Linked DNA regions of Homo sapiens: region 2 is linked to region 1. A link is a loop called in an ENCODE intact Hi-C map of the cell type or tissue named here. Cell type or tissue: heart left ventricle. All regions are shown on one strand. Each heading gives the region's core, and the rest is flanking DNA. Links, peaks and the distances in the headings are about the cores only.

Region 1 (8,336 bases), core at 158-8,157:
TTTGCGAAGCTGAGAGAGACATTCATGAGGTTGGGTTAATAAAAGTGTGTGAGACAGTAATGACACACTGCTGAAAACCAGCTCTGCCAAGTGTTTTTTAAAGGAGCTTGAGCTCTTTCCACAATCTGATGTGGAGAAAAGTAAAATGAGGCAAATGGCAAAAACAGCACTGCCATTAAAGGGCCCAGACATTCTGATGATTCTGAAATGTCAGCCTAAGACAGAAGGTGATAGAAAGCAAATAGTGAAAACTAGAGAACACACTTCACTCCTGGATAACAAAAAACAGTCATCAGACTACAGATGACCTTGGAAGGAAATAAAATCTTAAAACAAACCAGGTCTTTGGCCAATAAGCTAAAGAAATTGTCAAATCATTTTATTTGTGGCATCATACAAATGCCTTGGACGTAGATAGGATCAAATGCATTTACAGATGGAGAAACTGAGGCAAAGAGGAGATATACATTCTTTTGGCTAGTGGGTGTCCACTAAGAGTTCTTAAGTTTGAGTGTTTATGACGATAGTACATCAAGGGGCTAGCAGAGCTTTAATGTGCAATTAAAAAAATCATGAGTTAGGGCCACCTCCAGGACTTGACCCCAGTTTACTGTGGGCAAGCCAAACTCTGTAGCCTATTTCCTCATGTTCAAAATAAAGTTAACAATAATACCTGCTCTATCTACCTCTTAATGCTGTTGTGAGAATCAAAGAGGATAGCATATGTGAATACACTTTTTATAAATGAAGTATCACATAATGATTGGACAACTGAGATTATGCCCTAGAAGTCCACCTGCTCAACCTCTCTCCCCTACCTTGAACATGAAAACAAAGCGAGCCAGAGATGAGAGCTGAGAAATCCACTACTGAAAATAAGCTTCCTTGTGCTTAGGACATACCACAAGAGAGATCCATGTGCCTTCTTCACACTTGCATCCCTTGTACAACGCCTAGCACATTGCAGCTACTCAATAAATATTTGTGAAATTCATAAAAACTTATTAATAAACCTGAGGGAGTTTATCTAATACACTGAAATGCCAGCCAACCCTTCAAGGCCAAACTCTGGTTTCTTCACAAGTTCCCGAACTTCATTTGGTACTTCCATGGCACCATTACAGAAAAAACACAGACCACTGGGTGGACTTCCCTACAGTGTCAAAGCAACACGTCATCATGCTACTGCTGAGCAAAATGATCCTCAAGGGCTTGCCCGGCTACCTCCACCACATGGTGTGAACTCTGCCTCCATCTGTGCCAATCAGACCCTCACATTCCCTCATCCAATTTTACCTCCACTATTTTTCAACACTTAGACTAGCTGGGTTGGCTTCTAGCTCTTTCCTGAATATGCCACCTCCACCTCCACCACCTGACTCTAACTCCTGTCTGGCCCACATGCCAGGTGTGTCTACACTCCATCCATCTTTCATCTCTTGCATCTCTCCTGATGCTTGCTCTGCTTCCTGAGCCCACAGGGACTTTGCCCTCATCTGAACTTCTTCACTGTCCAATGCGTACTTGGTGAACAAGGAGGTATGAGGAAAAGCTGGTTGGGAAACCCACTCCTTGAACAGTGATGATTGGGTTGGGGGAAGAGTTCAGCACCCCTGGCTTACTATGAAAGCTGCTGCTCTATTAGAAAGTCTGTCCTTCCAGGCAGGGCTTTACCTTTTCCATTTGCAGCCTTATCCTTAGCCCCTTGCTTGACACCTAACACTGAGTAGGTCCTTAGTAAATACGATTTTTGAATAAATCAATGAAAAAAACTGTAGCAATCTCATTCCACAATTCACTTACTTTTCAGCTGCCATTGGTCTAGCAAACTGCTGCCCCAAAATAGCCACAAGAGTTTATTGCAGCATTGAAAAACAAGCATGAAATATTCTGATCCCATTTTCACAGCCAATGGCAATAACCTGAACACCACATCCGTGGTGAATTTTTACCTTGGTTTCTCGAAGAAGGAACTGCAGGTCCCGTCCACTGAGGATACCATGGTTTTTCACGTAACTGGGAATATTCTTTGTGCTGGAGCCATAAACAGTTGCATGCACTTCCATGTATGTGTGAATAATGTCCAAGTAGATCTTCTTATTCTAAAGAAGAAAACAAGCACAAGACATTTCTCTTTTTCTTTCATTTGCATAACAACCTGTATCATGGACTAGAACTTCTAAGACTAGAGGCCACAGACAGAGAGTTCTTAATATGGAGATCACAGGAATTTGGCAATCAAACTGCTAAAATTTCTTTGAAAAGTAATCTGGCTGGACTTTGTGGACATAAACAGTCATATAGCCATTGTATAATTTTTTAAGAAGAAATACATTATATGGCAACATATTACTGAATACCAACTGTATAATTTTGCAAGAGGAAATACATTATATAGCCAACTGTTTTGAAATATCATCCTTGCTTTGTAAATTACCACAGACCTAACAGTTGATTTTGGCTCTTCCTACCTCTAGGAGAGGAAGTTTGGGGAAGGACAGCCCGGGGAAGGCAGTCAGTTGGACTGCAACATTTACCCAGAGATGCTAAGCTGTCCCAGAGGAATACAAACATTCCCCAGCTCTTGCCAATGTTTCTAGTGATGATTAACTCATGTTGTCAGAACTGGATCCCACCTAATTTGGGATCATGGGAAGATGAGAGTTTCTCACAGCTGGAGAGATAATGAGAATACTCAGGTAGATAAAAGTAGAAAAAAGAGAATAAATGTAAATTTTGATGAGCCCTGAAACATTCAAGAGTAATTTTACTTATACTATTAGAAGCACAACCAAACCCCTTTTCTTGTATTTGTAGGCACTGAATTTTGAGGCACGTTTTCTAAATCAAAACCACCTGTGAAGTGGAAGCAAGTTCACCTTTTTTACCTCTGTGTTTCCCTGTGACTAAACTGTACAAGCTGGGGTTTGTGGGTTTTTCTTTTCCTTTTTTTGGGAAATTTTCAAAAAGTCAAATTCTGTAATGTTTTCCAGTTGTATAAAAGTGGGACAAGGTTTCCTCATTCTAAGCCTGTTTTCAGACACTCCAGGCAAATCTAATAATAGCTGGTTTTGTGACTTAAGACCACAAGGGACACAGGGGTGTGGTATTAGCAGCCACAGAGTGCAGGGAAGCCCGGAGGCAGGCTCTAAATGAAGCGATTCATGATCTGGTCTCTGCCATTCACTGCCCTGGTGATATTACAAAGGACCCTCAACTTCAGGAGGAACATTTCAAGTGATGTATCAAAAGTCTTCATGACTGGGAAAACTGCACAGTCCACATTCTTCATTTCATGAACCAGGATGACTTTGCTTGCAATGAGCAAGACCACCCTTGCCACCCTAATGTATGAATAAAATGAACAGTGGGACTGAAAGTTTAATTCCATGCCATGTCTGGTATGGCCGCAAGATGCTGAATTCATTAACTTAGAAATGTATAGTTTTAAATTAGTACAGAAGCTTACACCTACCTGGCATATGTTAGTTTGAAGGGTTCTAGGATATGGTTCTTGTGCTAGATGTATCTGGTAACTCCTGCCCCCACCCACAGCTCCTGTTAAGTAGGCAGGGGGCTCTGTTACCCTGTGCCCACTGCTGGCTGCTGACCTGCCCAGGGTGTGTCTGACCTGAGGGGACCCACTCCTAGGCTGGCCAGCAGCCCAGGAATGATGTAGCAGACTCAGGAAGGCAAGGGGAGCCAACCAGATGCTCTCTTGGGAACTCAGAATCCTGTATACAGGGAGATTACTGCCAGATGGCCACTGGCTTTAGAGCAAAAAGGTCATTTGAGCGTTGGAGTCTGGGCAATTACGAGCCAGATAACAAGTTCTGAGGAAGCTGGTTGCCAGTTTTGGCGGGTGGGTTGGGAAAAGAACCAAGTAAAGGCTAAAGGAGAGGGGAAGACGCAGACAGTCGGTCATAAGAGGGACCCAAGAGCATGACTACAACCAAAACATCACCACTGCAAGCATGACACAGAGCTAGAAAAAAAAAGAGGAGTAGAAGAAGAATAAGGAGAAGGAAGGGGAGAGAAGAGAGTGGGAAAAGAAAGCAGAGAGACAGAGGAGAAAAAACTAGGGCCTGGAGCCACTCTGGTTCTTATCCCACCCACAGTGGTTCCCTATCCTAAATTCCCCAGGTCCCTCTGGATCCTTATAATAAACACAGCTCTTCCCAGACCCCACCCCATATTTTTACTTGAGTTTCCCTGTGTGGATTTCACTCATCTACAAGGAGGCCTCTCGGGACATCTTGCTGGCCTTAAAGCAGGAGATGGGCGGTGCAGGTGGGGACAGGCATCTCTCCTTTATGCAAAAGGAGGCATTTCGCCTAAAAAGCCAGTTGCCAACTAGTGAAGATGGGCCAAAGGCCCCTAGGCTATGTCTGTGGTGAGCTACAGGGTAGACCAGTAACTGGCCCATTTGGTTCCTGTCCTGGAGAAAAATATCCACTGTAGACAGACTCAAGATTAGGGTTCCCAGACTAAATGCCTGGGAAAGTAACAAGGTACTAGATTACATATGTATTACCATTAAATCCCAGAAAAGGCTGGGGTTTCTTGAAGTATAACAAGGGGGCAAGTTCAGGCAAATATAAAGAGGTATATGTAAAGACTAATAAAGTGTATGAACTTACTAACTTTTAGGCATGGTAAAATCAAAACTAGAGATTACCTTCAGAAAGGATTTACCAATTTCATAAACGTGAAAATCCCAACAGCTGATTAGAGGAAAAAAAATGTTTCAAGCCTAACTTTAGCCTTTGACATTGATGTAACAATTAGGTACTTCTACCTCAGGTCTCTTGTTACCACTTGTAAGAGTTCTGAGTAGAATCCTGGTGCAGATGAACCACGCTGCCTATTCCAGGTAAAGGTGCCCCAGAAGCCTCTCATACCAAACTCCCAGCCAAGTACCTACACCAGTTTTGCACCTGTGGTTCTGTCCCCTTCAAGCTCCATGGACACACATGTCGAATTAGTCACACAGTCCTGTATATTCTGCCTCCATAATATCAAATTGGTCTCCTCTTCTCCAGGATGGAAGGGTCAGTTCTTGCCATCAAGGGGCTCAAAGGATCCCCTTCTGTCTTCATGGACACTCTTATCTTTTGTGTTTAAGATGCAGGATATTCAGGATTTTTAAAATTAAAGGTGTCTTTGTCTGCCTTTCCCCTACACATGGGAAGGCTCAAAATGGGGAGGGCGTTAGAGGTAAGAGACATTTTCCAGCATACACTCCCCCTTCCCTTCCCTTACTTTGGTCATCCAGGCCCAGGGTGAAGGTGACCATAGGTGACCACCATAGACCTGTATGTCCCACTGATCTAAGAACTGGATCGAGATCACTTCTTAGAAAGCTTTCCTTCTCCAACTTAAGAGACTAAGGTCAAAGAAAATTATCTGCTCTAAAAACTTTATCACCAACAGATCTCTGGAGATGCAGTCAAAAAGGGCCTGCACTGAGTATCATATCACAGCATGCAACCACCTCTGTCGCCCAAAGGTTCCAGCTGAGCAACCAGCAACCCCCCTAATGCTTTTATTCTCTAGTTCAATTTAAATTCTCATTAAGAACAACTGATCTAACTGATTAAAACTTAAATCCACCTAAGCTCATTTGAGGGGAGGAGATGCAAAGGGAAGGAGAGCGCATGCTGGAGTCAATGAGCAGTGTTGTCAGTGTCTCTTCAGCTGTTTATGGTTGTAGCTGGAGGCAGGTACATGTTCAGAACCAGTCATAAGATATTTAGAGCTTGGAGAGAAAGCTTTAGAAAAACAATTCAATTTACGCAACACTCCTGTAAGTCCACAGCAGGGGGGAGTGGTAGAATGCAGAACTAGAGAATCAGAAGCTTTCCCCAACTTATTTTACAACATTTTTAAATTGATAATAATTGTACATGTTTATGGGATATATGGGATATTTCAATACATGGATACTACATGTGATGATCAAATCAGGGTATTTAGGGTATCCATCACCTCAAACATTTATCATTTCTTTGTTTTGGGAACATTTCAAGTCCTTTCTTCTAGCTAATCTGAAATAGACAATATACTGTTGGTAACTATAGTCACCCTTGTCTACTATTGAACACTAGAACTTATTCCTTCTATCCACCTTTATGTTTGCACATTAACTCACTACTCTTTATTCCCACCTACCCCTTTTCCCAGCCTCTGGTATCTGTCATTCTACTTTCTACCTCCATGAGGGCCACCTTTTTAGCTCCTACATAGGAGTGAGAACATTCGACATCTGTGACTTGCTTATTTCACTTAACATAATGATCTCCAGCTCCATCCATATTGCTGCAAACTACAGACTGCCATTTTTTTAAATGGCCGAATCGTATTCCATTATGTACATATTTTCTTTATCCATTCATCCGCTGATGGACACTCAAGCTAATTCCGTATCTTGGCTATTGTAAATAGTGCTGCAATAAACATGGGGATGCGGATATCTCTTTGATCTCCAACTTCCTTTTTAGCTGGTGAATTAGGGTATAGGAATGTTCTTTGGTGAATAGCAGTATCCTCCCCAGTAACACCCCTGCTCCCCACTGCAGACACACATATTTCTCCTGGACGTCAGTTCCCCTCATTCACGCAGCACCTTATGACCTGTCATTAAAAAATTCTGCAGCTCAGCCCAAAGTTGGCTCCTCCAGGGTGAACATCTGTGAGTCTTAGGCAGCAGTAGTCCTCCCTGGGAAGTGCTGTCAATCCCTCTCCAGGGTGACAAAACCAGGCTGCAGAGGCAAGCGTGTGTCCCACTCCATGGAGGGCAGAGAAAAATTTAAGTCCTACAGAGAAGGCCTAACAGGACAGTGGCAGGGTCTCGGTCCACAGCTCACGTCATCCAAAATGCTGAGCACTGGAGAATTTTCAACTTCAGATTTTCGGGAATATGGATGTTCAACCAGTTAAGTATTTGCTAATATCTCCAAATCTGAAAAAATCCAAAATCAAAAACACTTCTGGTCCCAAGAATTTTGGATAAGGGATACTCAGCCTGTGGCAGCTCCTCCTCTTTCCCCACAAATATGGAAATCGGCCTGTTACCTGGTTTTACAAACATACAATAATGAATCCTATTTTTTATTTAAGAAACACAAGGCCACAGAGTATGCATTGACCAGAACCAGCCATGGGAGTACTTTACTGTTACTGTAACGTAACTCCTATAAAGGTTGGGGTTGGGGCTGTCAACTGCACAGAATGAAGATCTTGTAAACCTCCCTCCACTACAGGTCGCCTCCATTTGCTCTGCCAGCCCCCTCCTGCATGAACTGCTATCGTAATGTCTGGGCTGGGCTCGTTGTCTCAACAGTGGCACGCTCCTTAGGAGCCCTTTCAGATTGCCCCTGCTCCTCTCTTTTTCAGTCAGTGCTCACACAAACCAGGCTGCCCTCTGCTGCCAGATGGGGAATAAGCTTACCATGGGATGGGGTGATGGGGTCCTCCTTCCTAAATAGCATCGCAGAATTATAGGGGCCTTAGAAATCTATGAGGTGAACCAAGGTTGATGGCAAACAGGACACAGGAAGGAGCAGGGCGAATAAAACCCACCTCCTTTCTCTCCTCCAGACTATTCCACTATTCCAAGGTAGAGCTCCTCCTTGCAGGCCTTTGGGGAGAGTCCAGGCAGCCCAATGTGCTGCTGTGTCTCTGTGGCCCCTGGTGAGGCAGGAGCCAGCATGGTCAGACACACCGTCTGTTACCCTGCACTTCCCTTTTCCTTCATCCTTGCTGCCCTGGATTTGCAACTCCTTCTGCAGCAAAATATTGGTACTTTAGTCTTTGTCTCAGGCCCTGCTTCCTAGAGGCTGTGGGCTAAGACATTGTCTGTAGGCTCTCATTCCTTCAACCCATCCTCCTTATTGTCACTAGGTTCCAAAACTCAAAGTTTTGTTCCCCTATATAAAGAGCTTCCCAACACTGCACACAAGGCCCTTCACAATCTGGGCTTCTGCAAGCTCTCCAGCTTTAACTCCAACTATTCCCTCTGTCATCTGCTAAGGTCTCTGCCTACACTTAACTTATCCCTCATTCCCAAACCTCTCCTGCTCTCTCACACCTGGTCTGCCACTGCTAATGCCCAAAAGAACCTTCTCTCCTCCCTCCTTTTCTTCTGGATGGACTCCTGCCTCCTCCTCCTTTACAAGCAGGCAGTCCTGGATCCACCCAGGTGAAGGTCAATGCTGTCTCCTCTGTGCCTTAACCATCTTCCTGCTTGGGCTGCACTGTCACTGGATGTTCCCAGATGGCTGGAACTGTGAACTTCTCCAGGGCAGAACCAGTAGGCTTGGCAGAGGCCTGGCACA
Region 2 (8,327 bases), core at 1-8,000, 98 kb after region 1:
CAAGATGCCTCCTCATTAGGAAGAGGCCTGCTCCTGGAACTGACACTGAAATGTATCAGCAGAGAGTAGCACCCGCATGTCCCGGTCTTTTAAAGTCCTTGACCACACTGAACCTCAGCAATGAAAAAGGTAGAAAATGTCATGACTATGCCCTGGAAAAGGCAGGGGCTTTGTCTTGTAAGAGATCTCAGCTGGGATTATCTCTCTGCCTTTTATTAATCACATAAGCTGAGCAGGTTACTTAACCTTCAGGAGTTTCTTCACTCAAAAAACAGAGTCAGCAAAGCCTTCTAACATCTGAGTCACCCTGGCTCCAGGTACTGTACCTGGCACTCATTTATAGCCTCATTCACCCTCAGGACAAACTTCCGAAGTAAAATATGGGATTTTGAAAAAGATAAAGCCATGAGAAGGAGAGATTGCCTGCACCACACTGAAACATCACACACTAGCTCTCATTAGATCATTTAATCTATTTGTACAATATACTCGTCCTATTGTATATTCTCTGTGCCTGTCTTGTCCGTCCCTAATTAATTTTGTCACAATGCTTGGTGGGGTATGAGGTATAGTCAACGACAAAAATGCTTTAGATCTTTTTCAATGAATATAATAGCAAAACAGTGTATGCTATATATATTCTAGCAGCTTTGAGACTGGAAGACAAAACTGAGTTTGTAATATAGTTTGGATAATTAGAGTGCTTTTTAATGCAAAACTCTGCATGTATTCATTTCTATGTAAATACCATTTTCTGTAAGTTTATATTTAATTTTTGCTATCATTTCTTCTGCAACAAAATGTTCCTTAGTATTTTAAGTAATGATGTAAAGGATATGAAATATTCCACGTGGGTATCATATATGTACTTAGTTACAACAAATGGGCCTAATAGGAAATAAACTAGGAGAATGCTAGTTTTATACATCAAAACAAACAAAAAGTTATACAGATATATTCCCAGAAAAAAAAGTTTCTATACATACATTTAAAAGAATAAGATATAATGCTAACATACTGAGACAACCTCAGCTGTCAATTTTGATTTAAGAAAATATACTGAGAAATAGGTGGGAGACATTAAAAATTCAAGATACTTGCAAAACTGTATTATATTCTCGAGTTGGGGGCCTAAGGTGATATTTATAACGATTCTCCTTTTCCAATAAACAAAATAGTGCCAAGCTTTTGCCAAGTCCCCTCTTCTCACATGCAGTTTACTAGAAGAAGGAAAGGGTGTTACACAGATAACTTACTGTAACAGTGACATGCCCTTGCAACACAGAGCACCCATATCTCACTTCAACCTCTCAAAGAGAGGTTTGATTTTTCTTCTAAAACAGGGTTCCATGTTAAGCACAGTTCATAGATTTCTGCCTGTTCTTATCAAACTGTCAAAGGTGTCTTGAGTTTGGATTTTGTTAAAAATGAAAAGCAAAGCCATACATGTAGTTTATGTGTGTATATTTGTATTTCCTTTTTGCAACTGAAGAAGAAAAGAAATATGGAATCAATAACTGAGAGAAGGCTAGCTATATCCTTGGGCTGTTTTAAGATAGTATAAATTGCCCAAAATAGGTGTGTGCTCTTCATATCACACAATGCCCACTTTCTGAATCACTTGTCACAAGCGTCTTATAGCTGTTGGTTAGAAACAGGGATTCTATCTGGCCAGCCAGACATCTAGAGGCAAGGCGGAAGTGCTTCGACTATTCTCTTAACAGGAGATCAAGAAAAATTTTTGTTTTCACCGTCTCGCATAAACTGAGGTTTTCATTTTGTTTTGGTTGCTTGGTTGTGGTCTCTTACCTTACTTTTTTAAACAGAAAAATAAATTGCAAGATAATGCAGAATTGAGATGACACCTTGATAATAAGGTTTTGGTCCTAGAGAAAGTAGGACAGAGAGAATGTATAAAAGAAGCTGAAAGCCAGAATATTTCAAACACCCACAAGCACAACAAATTCTTGGGTACGGTTTGAAGAAAGGCTAAAAGCTATTTAAATTGTAAGTCTACTGTGACTGATCCAGAGTGATATGAAACCTACAAGCCATTGGCATAAAATATACATGCCAAGCCTGCTAGGTAATGTCCTTGGCTAGGATGCCTCTTAAAAACCAGATTGTGCCAGGTGCAGTAGTGCATGCCTACAGTCCCACCTACTGAGAAGGCTGAGGCAGGAAGACTGCTTGTGCCCAGTAGGTTGAGACCAGCCTGGGCAACATAGCAAGACATGTTAAAAAACAAAAAATCAGGCTATCTTACAACTTAATTCCTTAGAACTTCTCCCGGCCCTTAGCAGGTATTCCTTCATGTAGAAAAGAACATGCTTTGTGTTAAGACCATGTAAATTTGGATACCAATACTCTGCTTGTAAAGTTAAGAGACTAATGTGCATATTCTGGGATGTTACAAGTATTCTTATAATCCTGGAATGCTATTCATCAACTCCACATAAAAGGCTAATGAATTTGTGAATGCAGGTTATTCCCAGTAGGAAACACAAAGGTTTTCAACTGCCTGGGAATTTGTTCGTTTCAGCAAGTAGTCTGTTCCCAGATGAATATTTGGTTTTTGAGTTAGCTCTTAGAAGGCACTGATCCTCAGGTGGTGGGATTACTACCTGAAAACCCATTCACCATCCCAGTATCCAGAATAAAGTGCAGTCCCTTGCTTACCCTCCAGCCATGGCATCCGGATAGGAGAGCAACTGTTAAATACATACGGTCCTTGCCAACCTAGAAATGGTGGTTATTGTATATTGTACCTAACAGAAAAGAGCTAGCATGCATACCAAAACCAGGGGGAAGGCAGCACTGTGGTAACAGATAATTCAGACAGCTTCCCAGCCCAGAGCACGCTGCTAAACTACACTACCTGTGTAAGATCCACATAACAGTTAACCTAGGATTCTTTAAAAACAAAGCAGAGAAACTATGCATTGGCAATAGCAGAGAAGCTTGTATTGGAACAATCTTCCCACAGATAACACTTACAATATGACACTAAAGAGTGAGGGAAAGTGAGCAGAAACTAGAAGGGATTTGATCCTTAAATTCTTTCTGGAAACTACACTGAATAAGACTCACATTTATATGGCTGTGCCCCAGAGGGGACTATCAAGTCTGGAAGGTAGCAAACAAAAGGCTACAGTCTCACTGGCTTGAGGTTTCATAGAATGAAGTTTTGCATAGTAGTGAAAAATTAAGGTAGCATATTCCCAAAAAGAGGGAGCCCAAAGAGGAGAACCCCAAAGTCTGTATATAAACTACCTTAAACTTCTTGAGCGACCCTAAAACTAAGCATTTGTGAGGGAGGCTCCAATAAAAGTTCAAAGTATTCACAAGACTTCAGCTGCTGCTCACTGCAGGGCAGCCACAGTTTAAACCCCAAAAAGTCAAAGGGTCAACATTTCAGGCTTTCCATGAAACCCCAGAAGGGCCTCACATCAGGCCCAGGACTTCAGATGGTCCAAGACTAGGGAAAAAAATGGAAACAGACACACCCTAACAAATCATAAAAGCAAGTCTTCTTAAGTTCAAGGCAGTAAGTCAGTAATTTAACTGCCTACTAGAAAAAAAATCAGTACTCTTCAGAGGAAGTTTACCGAACCCAGACACTCTATAGCATATCCTTGTCATGTCCAATACATAATAAAGAATTATTAAACATGTGGAGAAACAGGAAAACGTGAACAAGGCAAGAAAAACAGTCAACAAAAACAAGATGACGCAACTGTTGGAGAACTAACAAAGAATTTAAAGCGGTTATTATAAATAAGATTAAAGACAAAGGAAAAACGGTCATCAGTGAATAAAAGATCAGTAAATTTGAAAAACAAAAAAGGAAATTACTTAACCTAAAAACAGAGACATTCAAGACTAAGACAAATAAAACACATAGAGTCTCCATGACCTGTGGAGAACATCATGTAGGCGAACCTTTGTGTAAACGGATGCCCAGAGGTAGAAAAGAGAAAAGAGACAAAAAATATTCGAAGAAATAATGGCTGACAACTTCCCAAATATGTTGAGGAACATTAACTTCAGATCCAGCAATTCAGTGAACCACAAGATAAAGACAATCACATTTATTATAATCAAACTGCTAAAAGCAAATGAGAAAGAGAAAATGTTGAAAGCAGACAGAGAAAAACAAGACACATTACATAAAAGGGAACAAAGATGGCAATGTCACCTGACATCTCGTCAGAAGAAGGAGGCTGGAAAACACACACACACACACACACACACACACACACACACACACACACACACACACACAGCATTTCTTAAATGCTGAGAGAAAACTTACTGTCAGCTCAGAATTCTATATTTATGTCTTTGAAAAATGCCAGCCCCTACCAAAAAAAGCCTTTTTAAGATAAATGAATAAAGATTTCACCCCCAGCAGACCTGTATGGCAAGAAATAATAAAAGAAGCTCTAGGTTGAAAGGGAAAGGACATTAGATGGTAACTTGGAACTACAGAAGGGATTAAGAGAATCAGAAATATTAATATGGGGCTAAATATAAAACACTATAGTGTTTTCCTTCTCTTCATTTCTTTATCAGACAATTGACTGCTAAATATAAAAATCATATTAGGGCATAGTGAGATTTAAGGCCTTTATAGATGTAAGACATTGAACAACAATAGTACAAAGGATGGTGAATCAATATGCATTAAACATGAAATGTATAATATTAACTCTAACTATACCGTGATAAGAAAATATATTACAATCTCTGTAACAAGGGATGGCAAACTAAAGCCCTTAAGCCAAATCTGGCCCACTGCCTGTTTTTGTAAATAAAGTCTTATTGGAATATGCCCAAGCCAATCATTTACATATTGTCCAGTGTTGCTCTTGTAGTACAATGACAGAGTTAAATCACTGCAACAGATCACAGACCATACGGTTTGCAAAGCTAAAAATATTTAATACTTGGCTGACATAAAAAGTCCGGCTTTACATAAGAAGTTTGTCAACCCCTACCCTATACAGTTCTTTGGTCTTACTATTTAAGAATTTTTTTGGTATCTAGGAAGTGGAATAGTGAAGACTTGCATCCCCCAGGTCTCTTTCATTTTGAGACAAAGGGTCCCAGCTTGTGCAGGAATATCCATACTCCAAGGCTGGAGGCAAAATCAAGCCAAAACCAAAAGCGAACTGACATGAGTGTTGCTTTGTAATTATGAGCTCCAGCTCATACTCATGTGTTCCAGCACGTCCTTATTCTCCTCCAGTTACCGTTTATCTTCCCTTCCTAGCTGCCTGCCCTGTGGATGCCAACTCCATCATCAGACATAAAAGCAACAGCGTTACAGAAAATGTTAAACCAGCTTCCAGAGCTGTGTAAGGTCAAACCCCTTTGACAAATCCCTTAATAGACACACGCCTCTCTTGGCAGTTCTGCCTCTCTGATTTAATCCTAAACAGAGAAAAATTAACCAAAAAAAAGTAGGTTCTTTAAAAAGATGAATAAGATTTATAAACCTCTGGCAAGAGGGATCAAGAAAAAGAAAACATAAATGAGTAATATTAAGAATGAAAGAGGGATATCACTATAATTCCTATAGATGTTAAAAGAATAATAAAAGAATGTTATGAGTAACTTCAGAGCAATAGAATCTACTACTTAGAAAAAAAGACAGGCTCATGTGTCTCTAGCAGCATTATTCATAACAGCTCACAACTGGAAATGACTCACATGCTCATTATCAGGAAAACAGATAAACCAATTATGGTATGTTCATACAACAAAGTACTGCTCTGCGATTTTTTAAAAAGAATAAACTATTGACATATGCAGCACCATGGATCAATCTTGAAAACGCTATGCTGAGAAAAAGAGGCCGGACTCTGCAAAAATGTTCATACTGTAAGATTTCATTTTGATGATGCTCAAGAACAGGCAAAATTAACCTATGGTGATTGAAATCAGAGTAGAGAGTGCCTATGGGGGATGCAGACTGAATGGAAAGAGGCATGGGGGAACATTCTGGGGTGATGAATATGTTCCTTATCTTGCCTGTGGTGATTTTATAGATATATACATTTATTAAAACTCATCAGGTTGTATACTTAAGAACTGGGCTGTGCAGGGTATGAAAATTAAGCTAAGTTGCTTAAATGTGTGCTTTCTCTGTGACTTAAGCACACAGATGAAGGACAATTTTCCTTTGCTAATCTTTAACAACTAACCCTTTGCCAACGACCTTCACTGGAACTTACTCTACAACAAGCTCACATGCAACCTAAAGCACCTCAAATAACACCTTCAGTGACTTCCAATATTACATTTCATTGTGGGCTGGCAGTGCTAAAGGGTCCATCTCTTTAGTTTGGTTACAAAAGTGCATAAAACTAAAGTTTAATCTTCATCTTGGAAATTGTAATCTTGGACTTAAGTACAAACTGTTGGTAAAGTGTTCTTCTCTGTCACTGAGTGCATTTAGGTGTCTCCTATTTGCAGTGAACTAGTTAATTGTGTATAGTGTTGGGCCCAAAGCTGAAGAGAGGTTTAAAAAACAGCCTTTACTCCATTAAGGTTAACCGCACATGTGCAGAAAGAGTCACTAGTACTAGGAAATAATTCACCCTCAAGACATTCAGCAGAAGGCAGGCTGTGATTTCATTCCTAATCCTGTCTGTAGGCTTCGACAGAAATCACCCGACTTCAGATTTACAACATGCCATCTTGATTTTTCAGCCTATCTGCAGGACCTGGCTCTGTCTTACACAGTAAGTGCCAGTGTAAGTACTGAAAAGAGAAGATGGTCTAAATGAGGGAAATCTGAAAGGTAATCAGGAATTTATTATTTTCCAGCATCATGCAGTGCTAATAAACCCAAGGGTCAGAGAATGGTTGCTTCTTGCAAAAGTTATACTGAACAACCAACAGTGTAAGGAATTAATCTTCACTTTACTTCTGTTCTGCTCACTAGAACATAGAAATGAATATAACAGCAACCTCTGCAACAGGGCTGCAGATCAAAGAGTAATCACTAAAGCTTTCTATAATGATATGACAAAATTTCATGATATGAGCTTACAGGTATTCAGAGAGTTATATTCAAGGTGAGTGCAAGTCAACTGGAAAGCCAGGGAGGAATTTCTTAAGCAGCAGCAAGGTTTGTGTGTTCCAGGGAAGATCCAAGGGTGGGTGTTTGCTACAGGAAGAGAGAACTGCAACAAGAGGCCTTTGGACATGGACTATGGGATTAAAGGAAACCAGCTTTGAAATGGGAACTTTTTAAAATTTTTGAATGGAGTCTGTACACATCCAATCTGAAAAAATTCATGAGGAATAAAAGAGGGGACAGGGGATAAATATTAGATACTGGGTTTGGGCTCTACCACTATGAAATCAGAAGAGGGGATTTTAACTACCTTTACCAACACTTGTAGTTCATCTTGCTGAAATAAAGAAGATCCTGATTCAGACACACTGCATTTTAAAAAACAAAAAAGCTACAAAACCTTAAATACAAATCTCACTTCAATTTATTCAACTTGATGAAGGTTGCAATTAGCATTCCAAACCCTACCTTACCTGCAGGCCTAGCTCAAGCTCTCCTCTATCTGTGAAACTTCACAAGAGTACTCCAGCTCGCACAGGTACTTCCAGGGTGCCTGTGAACACCTATAAAATTTTTAGTCTATACTGAACAATCTAAAACTAAAAATCTGGTGTTGGCTTTGACCATCCTCTAATTGGAATTTGTTTGTGTGCAGAAATGCACATACCTACAAAGACTGCAAAGCCAGTGAGACCAACTTCCACAAAGTCAGTGGCCATGTGTCAGTCTGCTTTTGTATGCTCCAGAATAACACTGGCTCACAGAATTGACAGAGATTTTGTGGACTACAGATGATGATAGTGGTATTGACGCTTGGAAAGATATAAATTCTAGGGAAGAAGAAGAAACGATGGGCAAGTGTTTTTGGGCAAGAAGGAAAAGTACAATTGGGAAGATCTAGGTAAGAATATTATTCTCAAATGGGACACTAACTTTCACAAGAAAGCAGAAGAATTCTTATCTTCTAAATGTGACTTCCTTCTTCTTCCATTCTTCTTTTGACTTTTTCATTCAGAGGGAAGGTACAGTCTTAAATTGCTTTCATGCTTCCTGCCTGGAATCGTCTTTCATACAGAACACTCAACCAGCCCCAATCCCAACCCATGGTTCCTGCCTACATAAACACACTCAACCATCACCATTATGAACTACCTCTTCTCCAATTCCTATCCTAGACTAAGCTCTCAAGTATACTTCTGATCACATCTAATCAAAAGAGACTCCAGGAGACCACCCAAAC

What was found. Peaks named below come from ENCODE experiments on the same cell type or tissue, not always from the same donor. Only the 100,000 strongest peaks of a DNase experiment are listed, where the experiment ranks them.
Region 2: it touches region 1 in a loop (2.7-fold over the local background); 5 of 110 quality-filtered maps call a loop at or near these places.

The regions. Positions count from the first base shown.
Region 1 is chr2:134,396,754-134,405,089 of GRCh38, reverse strand. MGAT5 (alpha-1,6-mannosylglycoprotein 6-beta-N-acetylglucosaminyltransferase) reads right to left here. Exons shown (of 16, transcript NM_002410.5): 11 at 1,953-2,102. Among named protein-coding and RNA genes, the nearest start is that of MGAT5, 150 kb to the right of the region's middle. In heart left ventricle, for the core only: no CTCF peak of the experiment used is centred there; a DNase peak (open chromatin) is centred at 3,649; H3K27ac peaks cover 1,954 bases.
Region 2 is chr2:134,298,675-134,307,001 of GRCh38, reverse strand. The region is part of intron 2 of MGAT5 (alpha-1,6-mannosylglycoprotein 6-beta-N-acetylglucosaminyltransferase); the gene reads right to left. Among named protein-coding and RNA genes, the nearest start is that of MGAT5, 49 kb to the right of the region's middle. In heart left ventricle, for the core only: no CTCF peak of the experiment used is centred there; no DNase peak of the experiment used is centred there; H3K4me3 peaks cover 254 bases; H3K27ac peaks cover 1,631 bases.